Regions from separate parts of the Mus musculus genome. Here region 1 is linked to region 2. The links are chromatin loops, found by intact Hi-C in ENCODE. Cell type or tissue: heart. All regions are shown on one strand. Links, peaks and the distances in the headings refer to the core of each region. The heading gives the core; the rest is flanking DNA. Region 1 overlaps Prdm11 (PR domain containing 11). Region 2 overlaps Trp53i11 (transformation related protein 53 inducible protein 11).

Evidence for each region. Hi-C counts contacts between places; a loop is a spot of excess contacts. Peaks named below come from ENCODE experiments on the same cell type or tissue, not always from the same donor. Only the 100,000 strongest peaks of a DNase experiment are listed, where the experiment ranks them.
Region 1: it touches region 2 in a loop (2.3-fold over the local background); 3 of 42 quality-filtered maps call a loop at or near these places.

Annotation. Positions count from the first base shown.
Region 1 is chr2:92,984,233-92,994,166 of GRCm38, reverse strand. Prdm11 (PR domain containing 11) reads left to right here. Exons shown (of 8, transcript NM_001368848.1): 5 at 736-803. Among named protein-coding and RNA genes, the nearest start is that of 4631405J19Rik, 40 kb to the left of the region's middle. In heart, for the core only: CTCF peaks have their summits at 5,772, 5,972 (motif pointing right) and 6,848 (motif pointing right); DNase peaks (open chromatin) are centred at 5,636, 6,176 and 6,766; H3K4me3 peaks cover 756 bases; H3K27ac peaks cover 3,069 bases.
Region 2 is chr2:93,193,200-93,203,133 of GRCm38, reverse strand. Trp53i11 (transformation related protein 53 inducible protein 11) reads right to left here. Exons shown (of 8, transcript NM_001025246.2): 2 at 6,156-6,237; 3 at 5,386-5,522; 4 at 4,813-4,871; 5 at 4,547-4,595; 6 at 4,143-4,239; 7 at 3,676-3,777; 8 at 1,377-3,348. The coding sequence starts at 5,514. The coding sequence ends at 3,215. Tspan18 (tetraspanin 18) reads left to right here. Exons shown (of 10, transcript NM_183180.2): 10 at 1-1,374. Among named protein-coding and RNA genes, the nearest start is that of Trp53i11, 11 kb to the right of the region's middle. In heart, for the core only: CTCF peaks have their summits at 3,509 (motif pointing left) and 4,081 (motif pointing right); DNase peaks (open chromatin) are centred at 3,283 and 4,073; H3K27ac peaks cover 195 bases.

The sequences.
Region 1 (9,934 bases), core at 3,986-7,985, 210 kb after region 2:
TGATCACCTACAAAAGATCCATAGTAGACTAACAGTAGGTTGCTTATAACTTGGGTCAGGAAAGAACTAGAGACACCATTAGATAAGCTGACACCCGTGCTCTCTGGTGAATATTCCTTTCTGAGTGTATCTCTCTTCCTGCTTTAGACTTCAAGCTTAAAATCTATATCAGAAATGCCTTTTAAGGGCTCCTGCCCTCCACAAAGAAAGTAAGGGACAACCTAGAATTCCATGGATCTCGATACTCAAAATGATAGTAGAGTATAGACATTTGGACACAACCCCACCCCAAACCCCAAGGGTCTTGAGCATTTGAGATTTCAGCAGAGGATGAACCCTTTCAGGTCACTCGTGCCTGGGCCCCAGTGACGATCTTCACCTCCTACACACGCAGCAGAGAAAGAGGCTGCCTTCAGCTTTTGTCACAACAGCCTGGCACCTGTATGGAGTGGCAACCCTGGGCCAGGTTACCCAGGATCCTGATTCAGTCAGCACGGATGAGAGTGGCGTCCCTTCTCAGGTCGTCTCCAGGGTCTCTAAGACAATGGGAATGGGTGGAGAGGAGACAGCGAAACTTAGACAGCGGCTGAGGTTGTGGTGGGGGCCATGTAGGAGGGCAGAGGGAAGAGGTGAGATGGGAGGATGGAGCTGGCTCCTGGGCCTCAGGTAGGGAGCCCAGGCACGTGCGAGCCCCTTCTCTAATGGCCCACTTCAGACAGTCTCTCTGTTTTCCAGATTGTGGACAAGAACAACCGCTACAAGTCCATAGATGGGTCGGATGAGACCAAGGCCAACTGGATGAGGTGAGTCCCATCCCTGCCAGCTCCAGTGAGCCTCACCAGCCTCTGGGCTGGGCCCAGGAAGTATCTTGGGCCTCCAGGATCTCAGAGCTCTCCAGGCTGCTCCAGAACTGCAGCTGACAGGGTTTGAAAGAAGTGTTCTGTTCCCCAGGCTTCCATCAGAGGCTCTAAAGAGCCTGTGGCCAGACCAGCAGGCTGCAGGGATCGGGCTGCATGCCATGACTCCCAGTAGAATCCTGCAAAGAGGAAAATGTCCCCAACCTAGGTTGGACCACTAACATTTATCCTAGGGCAGATTCTTGTTGTCTGGATGACATCATTCCAGGGAAGACCCAGAAGTCATCCTATGGTTTTATGGGAATGAAGGTTTCTAACATCTCCAGCTCCCTTCCCTATGGGGCTCACATTAAACTTGACTGCTGACCAGCATGGGTCTACCCTGGCCAAGGCTGTGGCCTAGGACTGTGTGTCAGAAGCATCCTTAAAGTCTAGCCAGAGAGAGCAGAGAATTGAACAAGGGTCACTTCCCAGGTGGCCACAATGAGTTGGCATCCATGCTCAGAGCTGGCCTGTGTGGTATGTGTGGGTCCTACCAGTGGGTGTGTATTAGGAAAAAAGTCAGTTTAACTCCAGTACCACTTGGTGGCCTGGATCCATGGGCAACGATGGAGCATTTAGATTTGTTTAGAAGAAAGGAAGACCTTTGAGGACCAGAGACCCAGCTACATCATGAATCGAGGCCCTATCATGTATAGTTCTGTTCATCTCAGATAGCAGATGGGTGACCTTTGGGAACCAATGGGTAGGTGAGAGATGGGGGCAGCAAGAGATGCCTCAGGATGTCTGAGCACATGAAGAGGACCTGGTTGGAAGTGGAAAGTCATGAGGAGGTCCCCTGTGTCCTTCTCCGTGGCTTCACTGACACCTGTATGACCTCAGGGCTGCGGCTGGTTTGCAGGACAGTTGGGCTCATCCTCTTATTGAGAGTGCAGCTGTTTCCACTGCGGCAGGCAGGTGCAGAATCAGCGCCCACATGTGGCCTCCTCCTCTACAAGATGGTCTGCTATCCTAAAAGTGGCACCAGAAGTTGTACTTGACGCTCCTAGCTGCCGTCTTCTCTCTCTGCCCTGAGGTCCAGGTCAGCTTGGCAGTGTCTCATCCCTTATGCTGGGCATCTCGTCAACTCAGTCACATTGGAACATATGAGAGTAGGCCAGGTCAGCCCTGCCCTCCTCTGCTCTCTGCACCTCTACAGGCATGCCTGCTATTGCATAAATGCCAGAGAGGCTCAGACATGTGCTGTGTGGGGGTCCAGATGGAATAGGGAGGAGCCTTTGATATGTGCCTTCTGAGGGTCCAGGACTTTGTTGAGGACAGCTGGAGCAAGTGGGCATGAACCTTGCAGAAAGACTGCTGACGGACAGCACAGCCCTGGGCTAGGCCTTCGCATGCGTCACCACAGTCAGGTCCAGGCTTGCTGAAAGAGTGAACCTGATGTATCCTGTGACACTGTTACTTGCAGAGCTCCAGAAGCTATGGCTTAGAGAGCTGGCCTGTCCCATGTGTCCTCCCATTTCTGAGCTTTTGTTTGGTTGGGCAAAGGGTTTTCCCGCTGCCCCCTAGAAAATAGTGCCTCATCTCAACCATCTTGGCCACTGTTTAGCACAGCAGGGCTGCTGGTGTAACTTGGCTGGGGATGGGTCCGGAGCATCACGATTCTGCAAGTTCTTGATGGTGATTCCAATGTGGCCGCTCAGGCTGACAGCCGTTGTGCTGGTGGTCATGCCCCAGTGACAAACTGAGACCCAGAGCAGGGCAAAGTCTTGTTCACATTCATGTCACCTGTGGCAAAATGAGGCCTGGGGTCCTGTGTCTCTAGCTAGACCTGCAAGCCACAGTTCTTTCTGATAATATACAAGGGACCAAGCAGAGCATGGCTCCTTATGACTGTGGGTGGGTTCCGTGGGTGGGAGACTGCTGCTTCCTCCACCTTTGTTAATATGACTCTGTCCTGCTACCCCTAGCCTGTCCTGACCCCAGATGACTCTGGGTGGTCTTGGCTGACGTGTCCTGAGTTAAGAAGGTTCCAGGAGCTGGTGATTGTGTTTGTGTGTGGCTTTGCTTTTGGGAGCTCTTGCTAATTTACAGACTCTTAGTTGTGTTGTCACCCCAGGGCTTTGGGGGTGATGTTGTAGATCGACATCCTTATGAAATTACTGGTGGACCCAGTAAAGAGTAGGTACAAAGGTACTCATGTCTTGAGTGTTAACCTGTGCAAGCTCTGTGTTAGGTGCTCTGCATGCAGTAAGTCTCAGCCTGGGGCATTTGGGACGCATGGGCAGTGCTTTCAGACGTTCTAGGTAAGCACAGCTTCATGCGTGGGTACTCCTGGTTTTGCAGGAGTAAAAGGTAAGTGTATTATTGAACATTCTACACTGTACAGTAATCTCCTCTCCTGACCCAGACTCTGATTTCCCATGGCGGCGTAATTAGGGCCCTATAGGCTTCACTCTAGTCTTATAGAGGCCCTGTGGTCCCCAGGGATAGTCTCAAGTCTGTCTGAGCTCAAGGCCTTTGTCCTGAGCTGGGTATCGAAGCCGCGAGCTTTCCTTTGACTGATTACACGCGCTTGGCTGAAAGGACTCAGAAGTAAGGGTGGAGGAACCGAGAGCTGCTGGGGCTTCTGTGATTCTGGAAGCATCCAGAGGTGTGGGTTGGGATCCGAGTTAGCCTCAACACCCTGCTTCCTCCTGGGTGGAACTCTTGTTTCAAAACTATAGCAAAAGGCAGGTAGAACCGGAATGCTCTTTGAATTCTAAAGCCAGAGCAAGGTCAGGTTGAAGAACCTCAGCAGAATCAGTTATCCTGGTGCCTTTGCTAGGGTAGCATGTCTCTTGGTGGATGCTCACGGGTGCCTCGCATCTTAACTAGAATACCACAGCAGCCACGCCATGAGGAAGGAGCCTGTGGTGGTGCCCCTGAGGGAGAAGAGATTGTTCTTCTCTGAACATATATGTTCAGAAGTAGGGACATGAGAGACACTGGAAGATGGGAGACAAGTCACAGGTGACAGAATAAGCTTTCTGTGGTTGCAACATGATGGACACCAGCAACCAGTGCCACAGCCACTGCAGGCCACTGTAGGCTGTGTTTTAAACTCACTTGATGTGTGTGTGTATGTGTGTGTGTGTGTGTGTGTGTGTGTGTGTGTGTGTGTGTGTGTGAGAAGATGCCCAAAGAGGCTAGAGAGGGGCAACAGATCCATTGGAGTTTGAATGAAGGGCATTTGTGAATTACCTGATGTGATTTCTGAGATCCAAATTCTAATACTCAGCAGAGAGTTGTAGTAAATGTCCTTAACCCCTGAGCTGCTTCTCCAGTCCCTTAAGTGGTTAAAGCTCGTGTACGTAGATGGAACCCTCAGAAACTGGTCTGGACGGGGAGAACGAGGCAGCAAAAGCTGAGTGAACTTGAACTTCCTGGTGCTCAAGGCTGATGAGAGGTAGGGCAGCCTACCCTGCAGTCACTGGGCTCCTACTACCTCCTTCCTGCCTTCCCTCTGAGGAGGCATCGCTGTAGGAGGAGGGTGTGGTGGGGCCTTGGTGGCCCCAGATGTCCCCTGGCTTCCCAGATGGGGCCAGTGATTAGGAAGGAGGACCATCCTCATTAACGGTCATTTACCCAATTATGCTTTGTGGGATATTCAACCCAAGGAACGTGCTGCCCCTGGCCGAGCGTAAGAGGAAGCCAAAATTCTCCAAGGAGGAGCTGGACATTCTGGTCACAGAGGTGACCCGTCACGAAGCCGTTCTCTTTGGGAGAGAGACCATGCGGCTGTCCCATGCCGACAGGGACAAGATTTGGGAAGGCATAGCTCGGAAAATCACCTCCGTCAGCCAGGTTCCCCGCTCCATCAAGGACATTAAGCACAGGTGGGATGACATGAAGCGCAGGACCAAGGACAAGCTGGCTTTCATGCGGCAGTCACTGTCGGGCCCAGGGATCGGGGGCCACACCTACCCCATCATGCTCGCTGCCCACGAGAGAGCCATCGAGGCAGCACTGCTCACCACCAGGGCCGGGCATGGCTTCCCCAGGGCAGAGCTGGACGGAACCGACAGCCCGTCTACCAGCTGTGAGTATCGATGCCGAGTGTGGGGCTTGCTTCCTCGTGTGCACTTATTCCCATGCTAGCTCTCAGCCCTGCCTGTCTCCCTGACTCTCTCCATGGCCCCATCTCGCTTCTGTCTTGCCTCCACTTCTTGCTCATCCACTGTGTGCCAGAAGCCCGCTTGGGAGCAGGAAGGACAGGGCTGCATCTAAAACCTACACAGACACTTGTCGGACTAAATAAGCCCCAGGTGGATCCATCCTGTGGCCTAAGGGTTACGTGCACATAGCTATGAAGGTGGCCGAACCCAAACCATAACCTTGTTTAAAACAGTACAAGTGTTTTGTTGGTTTGTTTGGTACCTGGAGCAGAAACTGTGGTTGACCTTGTGTTACAGTGTCAAAAGGTTAGACGTGCCTTCTTGGATTAGATTATTGTTCACCTTAGAGGAAGGATAAGGGCTCACCCAGTCCAGGACATCCCAGATTTCCAGCTTTGAGCTTGTGTGATCTCCAGGCCTCCCACCCTGGGCCTGCTGCTCTGCAGTCTGGGCTGGGTCTGGGACACACATGAATGGAGGGCTGCAGCTGTAGAGAAGGCCTGAGGCTGGCTGAGGAAGATGTTTGAAGGGCGAGGAAGAGTTAACCAGGCCTGGTGCGAGGCGCAGAGGAGGGGAGGGGAAGGCGAGCAGGCTGGGAACAGCATGTACAAGGCCCACATCAGGAAGGCGCTTGGCACGTTCCAGGAACTGCAGAAGCCAGGGAAGCCCCATCCTAGCCAGCCGGCAGGGGGAGGGGCACCACCACAGCAGCCGAGTGGCAGGGCTGGGCTGGGCCGGGGAGAGACCTTTCTCCGTGACTCTGTCTGCTTTGTCCACTTCTCTCCCGTCTTCTGAGCTTGATCCACTTCTCTTTGGCTCCTGCTTCTTGGTGCTCACCTGGGACTGGCTGGTCTCCTCCACCCCACCCCCATCCTCCCCATCCCCCCATCCCCCTGCTTTCTTGCTTCCTGGGACTTTTAGCGGTTCTAGCTGTTCTAGCTGTGTTCACCAGGAGGGGGAGCCATCGGAGTCCATCCCTGAAGAACTATCCCCTCCCTCCCACTTCTTCACACACCCATACCCTTCCTCATCTGCTGTCCTCAGTGGAGTCCTGTGAGCAGGGCAGGAGGATCCAAGGAGGCTGTGGGGCCGAGCATTCAGCCAGCGGGAGAGTGGTTCACCAAGTCCGACTTCCTCCCTGGCCCTTTGCCGCGGGGATCTGCTTATTTCCTGTTTGGCTGAGGTCTCTGACAGGTGGCCACTCACAAAGTCAGCCTCGGGAGTAGAAAAGAGTGGTCATGATGAGGGTGACTTCCTTGTTAACCAGATGAGGCAAACAGTCTTCCAGAAAGTGGAGGTGGCCCTGAGACATCAGAACCAGACTTGGGCCTGGACCTGCCAGGGTTTGCTAAAACCTCGGGGCGGGCAGCATCTGGAAAAGCCTATTTCCTGAATCCTGCCCTGTTCACCCCTCCGTCTCCTAGAGATCGAAGATGATGAGATTAGCAGAGGTAACATGGACTGCAGGGGCTCCCAAATCTACTAACTAATCACAAGCTTAGCCTGGCTGGGACCGTAGTGGCCTCAGGGCTTGGGGAAAGGGTAATGGCCGTTCTGAGTGCTCCTTTCTACCCTTTCTGGCATCCCAAGAGGTTGGCTGCCACTTATGGAGTATGCTCAGGAAGCAGTAGGCTCCACTGCGCCAGCATCAGGAGACCCACAGATCAGTGTGGTCAGATCAAGCACTCACGGGTGGGCCATGATGTGCCTGACCTCACAGCCCACATCAGGGGGACAACAAGGCTGGTGGCTCGCCCCACATAATCCTGAGTCCTGCATCAGCCCTTCCCTCTCATCTCCAGCCATTTGGCATCTCCCTGTGGTGGTTTGTTAGGATTCCAGCAAGGCCACAAGGTGGCCCCAAGCAACTTTGAAAAGTCCCTCCCTTGTGGAGACCAGTGCTCACAAGAGAGCAGCTTAGAACCTCTCACAGGGATGGGTAGCTCTCTCAGCTCTGCAATACACCGTAGGGTCTGGGAGCCCCACTAAGAGCCCAGCCGGGGCCCCGGGGGTTCAGCAGAGCAGTCATTATTGTTTCTCTGAAGGTAGTGAAATGTAATGGCACAATCGTGGTCATGAGCCCTTAGGCTGGCATGGCTGCCACTGGAGCTGGGGTCTCCTTTGCTGGACAATCCTTTCCTGGAATGTAGCTGCCTCTGTGGGAAGAAGGGAACCAGCTCCCGCTCACCCTTCTACCGATGCTGGACCTACACGTCCCAGGGACTTAGAAGCTGGCATTTCTCTGTGTGTGGTGCCAGTGTAGGCTGACGGGTGGCCAGCAGGGACTTTTCAAAGCTGTGACCTGTGACCTGGGCTGCCCCCTCCACCCTTTTGTAATCACCTGTCCTTCTCTCCTTGTCTGATCCAAGATGATGAAGACGAGGAAGCTCCCGGGCCCTCACAGCAGCCTCTCCGGATGCCCCTGCTGCGTCCTCCAGAGGAAGAGGCCCCCCTGGCCAGGCCCACGCTGCTCTATTCATCTTCCTCAGACCCATCCAAGATGTTGGACCCTAAGCCAGAGGTCCTGCCCCATCCCTCACTCCAGGCCCGCAGGACCCCAGAACCACATCCCAGCTCGCCTACCCTGGGCCTGGACTGGCATCTCCTGCATGCCCATGCCCATCAGACTGAAATGTTCCAGAAGTTCTGCCAGGAGCTGATGACTGTGCACCGAGACATGGCCGGCAGCATGCATGTCATCAGCCAGGCCATGGCTGAGCTGAACAGCCGTGTTGGTCAGATGTGTGAGACGCTTATGGAGATCCGAGATGCAGTTCAGGCATCTCAGCGTGGGCCAGAAGGGGCAGCCCCCATGGACCACACTTTCCAGTCTCAGGCACCCCTGCTGGGCCCTACACCAGCACCCCCAGAACCAGCCCCAATACGGACTACCAGGTCTCGGAAGAGAAAGCACAATTTCTAACCTGGCCAGTTTGCCTAAGGAGAAGCAATGCCGGTGGTGTCTGGCCTTGAGTTGGGGGAGTCTCTTGTGTCCAGAAACAAGACTGATGACCGTGGGGCACAGTCGTCTCTTCACCTGGTGCAGTCCAGTCTCCTGTGCTTTCACCGAGCGGGTGTACAGGCGCACCACCCCCTTATCTCAGGAAGATACTCAAGACACAAGAAAAGCTGCCTGCTTGAATGCTTGCTTGGCCTAGAAGGCTGCTCTCCTCGTGGCCTGTATCCTGTATCCTATGGAGCAGGCCTTGCTGGGGCAGGGGGCAGCATCCAACAGAATCTTGCTTTCAACTCAGGGCTGCTGCAGAGCTGACCTCCCAGGTCCTGATTCTGCCCTTTCTCAGGTGGTGCGGGGCTGTGGGTGGGCGGGGCTGGCTCAGCTGGGTGGGTGGGGCCCGGCCATGGCCCTGTGCTTGCCCTGCGTTGCTCGGCTGCTGTGCTTGCCTTTGGGAGGGGTTGGTGGGGGGAGAAGAATGGGATGTGCTGGTGAGGGGAAAGAGATGATTTTGCATTCTTAGCATACTATAAACTTTTCCCCCCCCCCCCCGAGCCTGCACATGGCAGGCCATCTCAGGAAGCCAAGTCAGTCTTTACAATCACTGATTACTGGTCATTCCAGTCATTGTCATACATCTCAGGGTTCAGAAATGACACAGCCATGATAGTGGGGACCTGGCCTGCTTTCTTCAAGAGGCCAGATCTGGAGTACTAATAATAGATGAGGATCCTGCTCCTCACCTAAGCTCTGCCTCAGCTTCTACAGTTAGAAGAGGGAACAAAACCAGCGTGGAGATGAGTATGCCAGCCTGTGATGGCCTTGAGTCTCACAGCCAATGAAGGGGAGGTTCTGGGCCCTGGCCTCAGGAGCCAGCAGGCAGACTGTCCGCTCACTGGCTCCTAATAAGGCCAGAAACCAATGAGACTGTGTCCTGTCCAGCTCCCAGCATGCCTTGCCTCTGCTTGCTTGGGCTGTATACTCACCTAGCCATACAGACTTGTAGCTTTGAGTTTTGTTTAGGGGGCCCAGTCAGAGAGCTGGGATCTTTGAGTGAGGGAGGAGAAAAGAAGCCAAAGGCTTCACTCTGACCTAGGTGCAGCTTTGACCTCGATCCCTGGCCTGAGGCTGACCCCAGCAGACCTTTCACACCCTACCCTTTCTCCCTAAGAAACAGAGTGGACCTGGAAGCCTACTGGACCCAGTGCTCACTGAGGCTGTTGCTAGCGCTGTTTATAAACACACACCATGCTTCGTCCTACATGAGATGATGGACGGATGGCACCTGCTGTGCCCCTGAGCCCTGGGCTCCATTGCCTCAATCTGTGGTTCTTTGGTGGTTCCTGCCCCATCCATCAGACTGCATATTGTCTTGTCTAGTAATAGCCTGGTGCCTGGAATTGCCCCGCCTGTCCATGCTGGAACCCAAGTTGGCCTTCTCAAATATTTTTTGTTAAGATGGCAATAAAATGAATCAGATGTCACACTTTGAACACAGCCAGGCTCCAGGATCTTTTTTTGGTGTGTATTCTCTTTCTTCCTATCCCAGGGAACCCCCATGAGCCTCCAAATCAGGGATTAGATGCCTAATGGAAAGTGTATGGGGAAGAGGTCCCTGTGGACCTTGCATATTCTGGATTCCATAAACTCCCTAGGGGCGTGCTCAACCCCATGCTTGGCCCTCCAAACGAAAGGCAGTGACTTGTAGGCCAAAGGCAGCTGAACATCCATGGATGTCAACTTTTAATTTTTCCTGCACATCAAAAGTAAATTTAACCTTATGCTCCCCCAAAGTATTACAGTTTCCAGGGAAGGAAATAGTTTCTGGCTGGAGACTTGAGAGGCTCCTGGCTGTCCATTAGGGGTTATCCTGGGATACTCCTCAGTAGTGGCTACATCTCCACTGACCTCAGTAGCTGCCTGTGAAAGGCAAGGCCCTGCCTACCAAGACTCCTCAGAAGAACCAGAGT
Region 2 (9,934 bases), core at 2,551-6,550:
ACAAACAAACACCCCAGACTAATAGGTTCACAACCAACCAACCAACCAACACCCCCCCACACACACACACACACACACACAAACTTGAACTGCAGGCTAGGTTAGCAACTAGTTGCAAGATGCCTGACCCTGCCAGGACCGTGTTGAATCCATTAGTGTTGTCTGTCAGGATCTCAAATTTGATTAATTATGTCTGCCAAGGGCACAAAAGGGGAACAGTGGTGGAAGGAACAGCTAGGTGTCTGCTCTCCTCTCTCAGATGGAAGAGCCTGACCTGAACTCCAGCCTTCCTTTGCCCTTCTGCCACCTGGGAGTCATAGCCATAGCCTGTTCTATTCTGCTGTCTGGGTGCAAGGGGGGCTACTTCTCCCATTTTCTCTCCTCTTTATGTGGTCCTCACCCAGCCTGGCCTTCCGGGGAGTGGGTGTCTCTGAATGCTATACGGAAGTTGTCTTTATGACAGCTTAATTGGCATCCCCATAGTAAGCTCCCTAGAGGCTGAGTCACCAGATCAGGGGGCCCCTCTGCTGGCTTGCACCCCCAGACTAAGAGGACCCAGGCTGACTCAGAACCCAGCACGTACTGGACTCCAACTGTCTAGGAAGGCAAATGGCTTGGCTATTGATTGGAAGTTCATGGCTAGGTTGAGGACTTAGCCCAACCACAGCGGCTGCCACCCAGAACTAGCCCAGGCTTCCAGAGATGGGCAGGGCTGGGACAGGGAGGGACTGAGAAGCCAGATATGGAGCCTAGGCAATTCCAGGGCAGATCAGAGTCCCTCACCAGAACTTTCCACACTTACGCTGAAGCGCTCCCAAGTAGCCCTGATTCAACCCAGCTTCTCAGCATCCTCATGGGGCCAGACAGACACAGTCTTCACCCTCTGAGCTTGCTGGTAGCCATTGCAAGGCTGTCTGAGGTCATCCTGGTGGGGCTTGGTGAGCTGCTCTGTGTACTCCCAGAGGAATGGAGGGGAGCTCTTCCTTCACCCCAAGATGCCTCAGCCAGTAGTGAGCAGAACAGCCACTTCCTGTCCCAGAGCAGTGGCCTAAGGGACAGCTGTATCTGACAGGCGAGGAGCTAAGACTGGACCTGTGGCTCATGCTCCCCATTATCCTGTCCCAAGCCCCTGGCCTACCTGGGTTCTGAACCCAGCACCTTCATCCCCAGGAACTCTGATACACACACACACACACACACACACACACACACACACACACACACACACACGTCATATGCTAAAGTCTATTTTGGAATTTGTAAATGTCCCTTGCAGTAGGAAACAGAGCTAATTTATCATTGTATCTCCCAAGTCTCCCCTTTTTATATTCTATATTAAGAGAAATTTTGTAATATAAAACAGGACACCACGCAGATTGTTTCTCATTGGTTGTTTTTTGTTGTTGTTGTTGTTTTCTTGTGACTGTTTCTTACAAAAAGAAAAAGGGACCAAGAATAAATAGTGACCATGACAGAGGCAGTCTTGGGGGCCAGGCAGAAGCATGACAAGAGGAGCTGGGGATGGGGTGGGGGAGAGCAGTCAGGGCACTCTGAGCCCAGACTCAGAGTGGGGCTCTATCTCCATCACTGCCTCCTTCCAAGCAGGTGTCTCCCGGAGGCCACATATGCCTTGACCCCACCCACCTAAATGTATCACTGCAGTTTAACCAGGGTGACCTGGGCTCCTGCTGCTGAGGGGAAGCCTGGCGGATGTCCCTGCAGGCTGCGCAGGGCTGGCGTCTTCCATTTCTACGACTACCTCCCTTGGGACTGTATCTGTATTTGTGGAGGATTCAAGATGATAAATCTTCAACACCTCTGAGAATGGTGTCAACAAATGTCACCTGGTCTACGGTAGTTGGGACTGTACTAAGAGCTGGCAGTGGCAGGGTCCATGGTCCGAGTAAAGAGGTGGGACTGAGGGACTGGCACCAAGCCAGTGACAAGAGGCAGGTATACACAATGGGCCCTTCCTGAACACGCAGGGAATCGCTACTCTGCCAGACCTTGGTTACAGAAGCAGCCCCGGCCACTGCTGGGCACATCCTCCACTGAGTTCCCTCCACTAGGCAAAGGCCATGGTCACAGAGCACTTGGCAGCAGGAACAACCGAGCCCAGGGAGGCTGTGAGCCCAGGTGCCCTAGAGAAAGATTCCTCGGGTATAGGGGACCACCCCCTTGCAGAAGGGAGAAGCCTCGGGCCAAATCTCTTAGTGTGCTTGCTGCTGAAGGGTAGGGAGGTGCTGGGAGCTAGGGCCAAGGGGAGGGGCCACACAGGCTGGTGGCACCAGGGGTGTGTCTTCAGCTCTAGAGGCCCACTTAGGGGCTGCTAAGGGATGGCAGACTCTTGAATCTCCTTCCGTTGTTGCATGTGAGCAGCTATTGGCTTTAACCCGTAGGCCTTGGGGCAGCCTCAGGAGGGGATCTGGAGGAGGCACTGAGCCAGGTGTGTAGCCATGCAGGCCTTGGAGGCCATGCCGAGGAAATGTCCCCACTTGTCCTCTCCTCAGAATTCCTCATGCACTAGGAGCCTATGGGCAGCTAGGAGCCAGGGACTATCAGGCCTGTGGTACATTGCCTAACCCTAGCCTGTCGGGAAGGGACTCTGGTGCTCTGGGACGCAGGCGGCCAGCCAGAGAATCAGAGTACCCTCCAGCAGGCCAAAGAGAGAGATGTGCAGGCTGAGGCTGGGGAACTTGGCCCAAGGGAGGCAGTCACTCCCCTTGCTAGATGTCCTCAACTGGATCTCTAGAAACACCGTGTGTGTGTGTGTGTGTGTGTGTGTGTGTGTGTGTGTGTGTGTGTGTGTGCGTGTGTGATGAGGGACTCACACATCGGGTTTCTGGATGGGGAGAAGCTGAGAGCCCCTGCTGGGGCCGACACAACCTCCTAGAAAGGGCTTCCTGGCAGAGGAACTCACCTTGACTCAGCCCAGACCCTAAAACTTACTCTAGACTCTGCCTGTTAGAGTCTAGAGGCCAAGAAACACAGGGCAAGGAGTTGTCCCTGCACAAGGGTGAGGGGTGGGGTGCAGAGGCCACAGCCTGGTCTGTCACTCCTAGAATCCCAGGAGACCCAAGATGACTCCGTGGAGTGCCTGGGAGGGAAGGAAGGCGTGTGCACCCTGCCTGCCTGCAGGCCTGTCTAGGACCCATGGACAGTGAAGTCCCCAGCTGCTCGGGCCCAGGTCCAGGCCCAGGCAGGTCCCAGCCTGCTACACTTTTTTGGGTTTCCGGCCGACTTGGTAATAGTAGTAGATGCTGACAATAACAAAGAGGAGGCGGCTGGCCAGGAGCAGCACGGTCCCCAGGGACATGAGGCCCGTCTCAGCAAGCGTGGCAGTGACCACTGTGAAGGAAGTCGGGGGAGGCAAAGGTCAGGAGCAGACACGTGCTTGAGCCTCTCCCATCATGACGCTAGGCTAGGCTGAATACCCTCGACCATCCCTGTGGTGAGTGGGACTGCAGGCTGACGACCTCCAGAAGCCTAACACCAGCCTAGGCCAGTCTGCTGCCCCCAAGTGGCAGGTGCCTAGAAGTGCATCCTGAGTGTCAGGCTTGGAGGGAACGGCTGGGCTGTGGATTCAGGACACTGGTCTATGTTGTAGGAGCACCCAGTGCTCTGCCCTTCTCTTCCTGCACCCTGATAGCCTTCCCACCACCCTACACCACTCACCCAGGGACTGCACCCCGAAGTAGCAGGCCTCAGTGAGCAGAGTCCAGCGGATGATGACCTTCTCGGCTGTGTAGAGTGCGTTCCACATGATCAAGGAGATGCCTGTTGGAATCAAGCACCGGGGCAGCCTGATCCCTAGCCCAGGAGTCCGAACCCACTTATTCCACAACACCCACTTCTCAGACCAGACGGCCCCTCTTCCGGTCCTCAGCTCTTCAGCTATAGCTTTCCCCCCAGAGACAGCTCACATTGCTTCTAAAGCCCTATCCAACCCAAGCCAGGTGCTCATCTCCCCAGGACTTGGTATCTTTATCTACACAATGGGGCAAGGGCCTCCAGGCCCAAGCTACCTCTGCCATTGCCAGGGCAGTGAACCAACTACATGCATTCTAGCAATGGCCACAAGGTGGCAGCACAGACACAGATGAAGAGGGCTACCAGGCTGCTGGAGACCCAGCAATACTCACTAAGGAGGGCACCACCGTAGAGGCGGATGGGGGTCTTGCTTGTGACTTCAGCCCCATCAAAAACTGCATCGTAGAGCTGATCAGGGAGGGCAAGGGCCTGTGGGCAGCAGGAGGAGCACAGGGTCAGCTATGAGGTGAGACAAATGCTAGGGACCTCCTTGGGGCAGCATCCAATGCTGGGATGCCCAGAGCCCAGAGCCCAGAGCATGTGTGCTGGTTACTTTGGGGGCACGGCACACCAGTAATGGACAGGATGTCCCGGGAGTTGGCCTAGACCCTGAAGTATGGGCCTCAGAGTGAAGACAGCAGCAGCTGGGGTAAGGGAAAGAGCCACACACACACCCCCACCCCCATCTAAGTCTCAGGACCTACTTGCAGCCTGGGCGGGGACACACAGTACTCACCATGATGGCCACACTGGAGAACAGCATAGCAGAAAGAAACTGCCAGACCCTGGGGAGGTTCCGAGAAGACAGTTACAGCCACACTCACCCTGACCCCCACTGCCAACCCAAACGGGGGGTGGGGGGGAACCCTGTGCAACCCAAACAGCCAGGGCTATTTGAGGAGGCAATGAACAGTGTGGATGTAATTCAGAGCAAGGCCCAGTCACGTAGGACCTTACACATACCCGGGACACAAAACCATCCAAACGAGACCTACTGCTCACCTGAGCCCCAGAGGCTCCCGCACAGCAAACTTTATCTCGTTGCCCAAAACCTGGCTGATCTGTGGACACACAAGTCAGAGGCATCAGGGAAGAAGTCTTCAGTTTCAGCATCTCACCCACCCACCTTCCTCCCAGCTCCTGTGGACACCTGGGGGCCATCAGAACATCCCTGATTAACATAAATGTTTTCCCCAATGCAAGCTCAACCTCTCCTGCCTCCCTTGGTACCCAGACAAGAGAACTGAAAAGAGGTGGTAAGGAAAGAAACTCAGGGTCTGCCCAGCAGGGGCTGGAAGCCTGGTTCTGTGGGTCACTGATATAACCTTAAGGAAGTTACTTAGCCCCTCTATGTGAGTCTTAGCTTCCTCACCTGTACAATGGGTCAATAACCACATGGATAACCAGCAGAGCTAGCAGGATGCACTCATGTCTATAGGACAGTCTATGCCAGTACCCTAAGAAGCACTGGGTTCTTGTCCCCAAACTTCTGCCACTGGGCATAGCATTCCCCTGACACGAGCAGAGGGCCCTGGAAGTTGCAGGCTCATGACTCCTCTTCCTAGCATGGCTCACCTTGGACCGGTGCACTTCGCCGTCATCATCCTCCCCGCCCACACCCAGGATCTTTCTGGTCTTCAAGCGGCTCACAAGATCCGTCTGGCTGTGCTTCTTCATGAGCGGAGGGGGCTGTTTGCCTGCCATTTTTTCTTCTGCTGAGGGACATGGGGAGACACTGGCCTCAGCCATCGTTCCTGCTGGACTTCCAGACCCCAGGTCCCAGTGTAGGGTGAGAAGAATGTGGCCAGGCCCCACCCGGGGCCTAAGAGAAGATGGTGCTGCGGCTGCCTCAGTTTCCTCTCCTGTAAAATGGGTTGAGGAGGATGCTTCCAGGCTGGCCCCCATGGACATGACACAGCCCAGGTGACTGGGTCAGACAAGGCCTTACAGTCAGCCCTGGAGTGGCAATATGGGTTTTAGAAAAGGCATTTGGACCAGGATGGATCTCATTGACAAGATTTCTGGGTTATCGAGACAAAGGAGACTTCAGAGACTCAGAGTGAGCCTCCTAAGTCCTAAGCCACCTGCCCAGACAATTCCCACTGCCTGCTGGTCCTTCTACCTCCTAAACAGCCATCACTGCCCAGAACCTAGAGGAGGAGAGTGTTAGTCATGAGGGAAGGTGACATTAAGCCCAGAAAATGAGGCTTTCCATAGTAGTGGCCACACTGCCTGGACGTGAACCACTCCTGGCCATTAGCATCCACAGCCTCTACCCCAGCCTCCATCTGCCCACCATCTTCCACAGCCCCGAGTCATGCCACCCCATACCACAGGGCACGTACTGAGATGGGCAATGAGCTAGATGCTGAGATGCACACTGGAGTCTGAGATGAGGGGCCCTCTCTTGTGCTCAGTCCTCACAACCTAGGAAAGAACACAGGGCGCGGAGGGGAACCAAGTGAGGCTCTGGCTGACCCCAGGCAGCTCCAGTCTCTGCATCTCAAGGATGCCCTGAAGGATGGGAGCAAATGTAGACCATTCCACAGAGCTCCACCAGGATGTACATAGTCCCACTGAACACAAGAACAGCATCCCAGCCCTGCATCCCCACCAACCTGCTCACCCGGCCAGTGCCCAGGGTCCTGGTACCCCAGCATCTCGCGTTCACTCCAGCAAACTCATTCCAAGGCACAGCTTAGAAGTTCCTCCTTCCACCTGCTGCCCAGCGCCATGTCCCTGATGTCTTGCAGCCCCAGGAAATGTCCCCAGATAGCCCAGGTTCCTTCTCAAACGCCCAGAGTCTTAGAATGAAATAGAGCATCCCAACAAACACACCAGCAGAGGGGCACAGCCGGTGTGGATGCCAGGGGGAGGGGAGGTACATAGAAGAGGTCCTGAGGTTTTGTTCCAAATGACAACACCACAAACCCAGTCACCACTGGGGCTGAAGGGCGAGTGAGACCTGGGCCCCAGGTTCTGACACACAGTCTTACTCTTCATGTGTGAAATGAGTGGCTGTTTTCCTTCCTGTACCTGATGGCGGGAGACAGGATGCGACAACTGCCTAAGCCCCATAAAGAGGCACTCAGCACCTCTAAGGGGACGCAGGGATGTCCTTTCAGTCACACCATTTCAAGTGGGGCCCAAATCCCCAACCCAGGCCACCACTTTCTCCTGACTCCAGACAGACTGGACACCACACAAGGGTGCAGAGCCCGGCCCAGCCAACCCTCCTTGAAGGACAGAGACATCAGCACATACTTCGCATGTCCCCTCTGACACACCTCCCCCATCTTAATCCACACTGAAATGACTGTGGAGATCATTCATGACATGTCCACTTCCAGGTGAGGACACAGTGAGTTCACCTGTCAAGACTGCCGTGTGCTAGCCCCGGGTGTACCCAGTTCTCCCACTTCGAGCAGTTACGGGTCTGAGCTCTGTCACTCCAGGTCCGTCTGGATTGTTCTCACGTGTAGCATAAACAGAATCATAAAGCATATGAACGTTTGCCCGCGCAGCGTCTCCCACTCAACGGGATGCCTTTCCCAGCTCGCCCGGTGCCCCAGGCGTCCATTCCTTTCTACTGTGCATCATTGTTCTGTGGGACACTCATAGCGAACAGGGACATTCAGTTGTTTCTGCCTGTGCTTTGTGTGCTTTTGGTGGGGACCGCACATTTGCAGGCCTCTGAGGTAAATGGGGTGTGGACAAAGCAAACAGCCAGGGCACCACACACGCCATCCATGATACGCATGACAACGCTAGCTGTGGGCTGTTTCTATTTTAGCCCTACTCTTTGGGGACCCTAGATTCTTAAACTTTCTCATGAAGCCAGATGTGACAAGTCACTGGATTCAATCCTGCTGTGCCACTTGGGTAAGTCACCTCACTAATCCGAGCCTCAGTCTCCTTGTCTGTGAAATAGGACTTTAGCTCCAACCTTGAGGTAAATATGGCTCAGAGTATGAAGAGAGGCCACTGCACAGAACACAGCCCATCCACTGAGTTCCTCTGTGTGTCAGGCATGGACAGCGAGACACCAGAGCTCTGCTGGTATCACCAGGAGTCGGAACACACACACACACACACACACACACACACACACACACACACACACACACCACACACCCGCCCCGAGCTGGTCTAAGAAGAATCAGGACCCTGAACAGAGATGAATTCAGAAAACAACTGCTGTGCCACAGCTGGAGGGCTGCACACTCCGCTGCCTGGACTCACATCTGGGACCTCCAGTGGTTTAAGTGGGCCTGTATGCCATCTGCTTACCTCTGTGCCTCAGTTTCCTCTCTCATACGGGGAAAGGAGGGACTAACTCCCAGAACGCCACAAAGCATGTCATCTCCCTCAACTCAGTGGTCAGCATCCCGTCTTGGACAGTGTCCAGTGAAGACAGCAGTTATTAGACAGGATGCCGCCACCTCCCCAGCACTTCCCCTACACTGGACCACGGTGGCTTTGACAGAGAGGACCAAGAGAATGATCTCATTAGCCCTTTACCCACCACATGGGATCAAGCCCCAGACCTCAGTACCAGGTGCAAGGCTAGCTAAATCATGCATGGCCCTCTGTGTTGAGCTGGAAGCATCTCAGCTAGGGACAGTTTTCCTCTGCTCCGTGACTCACCCACTAACACTAACACACACTCAGAGAGAGAAACACGGCCTTTCGGCCTCTCCACCCCGACTCTTCCCTGCCAAAGCTATTTGCCAAGGGTTTTAGGCACTTCCCCCATTCCATTCCTGGGAAGGCTGGCAACATGCTGGCTTTGAATCTTGGCTCTACCCACTTAACTCTTAGGGGCTGCAGGCTTTATGTGAGCCACTAGGGCACACCCAGCCTCAGTTTCCCTCTGTGAACAGGAGCACGAGGGGGTGGGGGGCAGGGATGCAGAAGTGCCAGTGAATGTAGGCGAGCACCCTCCAGCCATGAGCCTTGCCCTGGGCAGGGTCTGTTCTCCCTCCCAGCGACCTTTCTTTTCCTCACTCAGATGAGGAGAGTGGAAAAGGCCCCTTCCACTCAGGCCTGCTTGGTTTCCTGCACGCTGTGCGCTAAGGGCCTCCACATCTCCACGGTGACTGTGGAAGTGGGAGGAGTGGCTAACCATCCACCCTCATGCTCCCAACTGTAGAGATGAAACAGGTGCCTGCAAGACCATGTCCTGCCTCCCTTTCCTGTCAGAGTCCTCGAGAACATCCCCAGCAACCTCCATCCTTCTAAGAGTGACAGTCACTCTGAGCACTCGTCCTAGTGGGAAGGTCCTTCTCCTACCCCTCCTACTCCCCCACACACACCCCCACCCCGCTCTCAGCAGGCCAGCTCTACCCCTGCTCTCCTCCTCGGGGCTCAGCTGTTCTCCTGTGTTCATCCCTAGACATCTACAACCTATGTCTCCTCACTTCCCACTCCCTAGTTCCAAAGGCTGACCCAACAGAAGAAGAACAGAGGGTCTGTGCTCCTCAGAGCATCTGTCCTCACAACCCAGGCCTCCCTAACTGCAGTCTACAGGGGTAGCCAAGGAGAGAGAAGAGGCAGGCAGGCTGTTGCTCCTACCACACACTGAATAGGCAGGAACTTAATGCCCATGGGTCAGGATCTGCCTTCAACTACATTGAAGCTATTGGCCTAGGGCAGAGACGGTTGTACAAAGGGCTGACTTCCAACCTGGTCACTCTCTAAGGGGTGAGGCCTTAAATCTAGTAGTATCATCTGAAGCTCCAGTATAATAAATGGCTTTGATGATAGTACCTTCCTGGGGTGCTGCAGGCTCAAGGAAAGTGGGTGTCTAAACACAGGAAAAGGAGGGTCCCTGGGTGTACAAGACCAAAGAATGAGAAATGACACTCTTCCACCCCCGCCCCCGCCCCCCACACGCCCTTTTTTTTTTTTTTTTTGGAGATAGAGTTTCTCTGAGTAGCCCTGGCGGTCGTGTAGACCAAGCTGGCCTTTAACTCAGAGATCTGCCTGCCTCTGCCTCCCCAGTGCTGGGATCAAAGGCACGTGTCACTACACCCAGCAGAGGGACACACTCTTAATAACTAGGAAAACTTGGCGGCAAAGCTCAGCTCTTTCTCTCCGCTTCTCTGTGACTTCGAGAAAATTA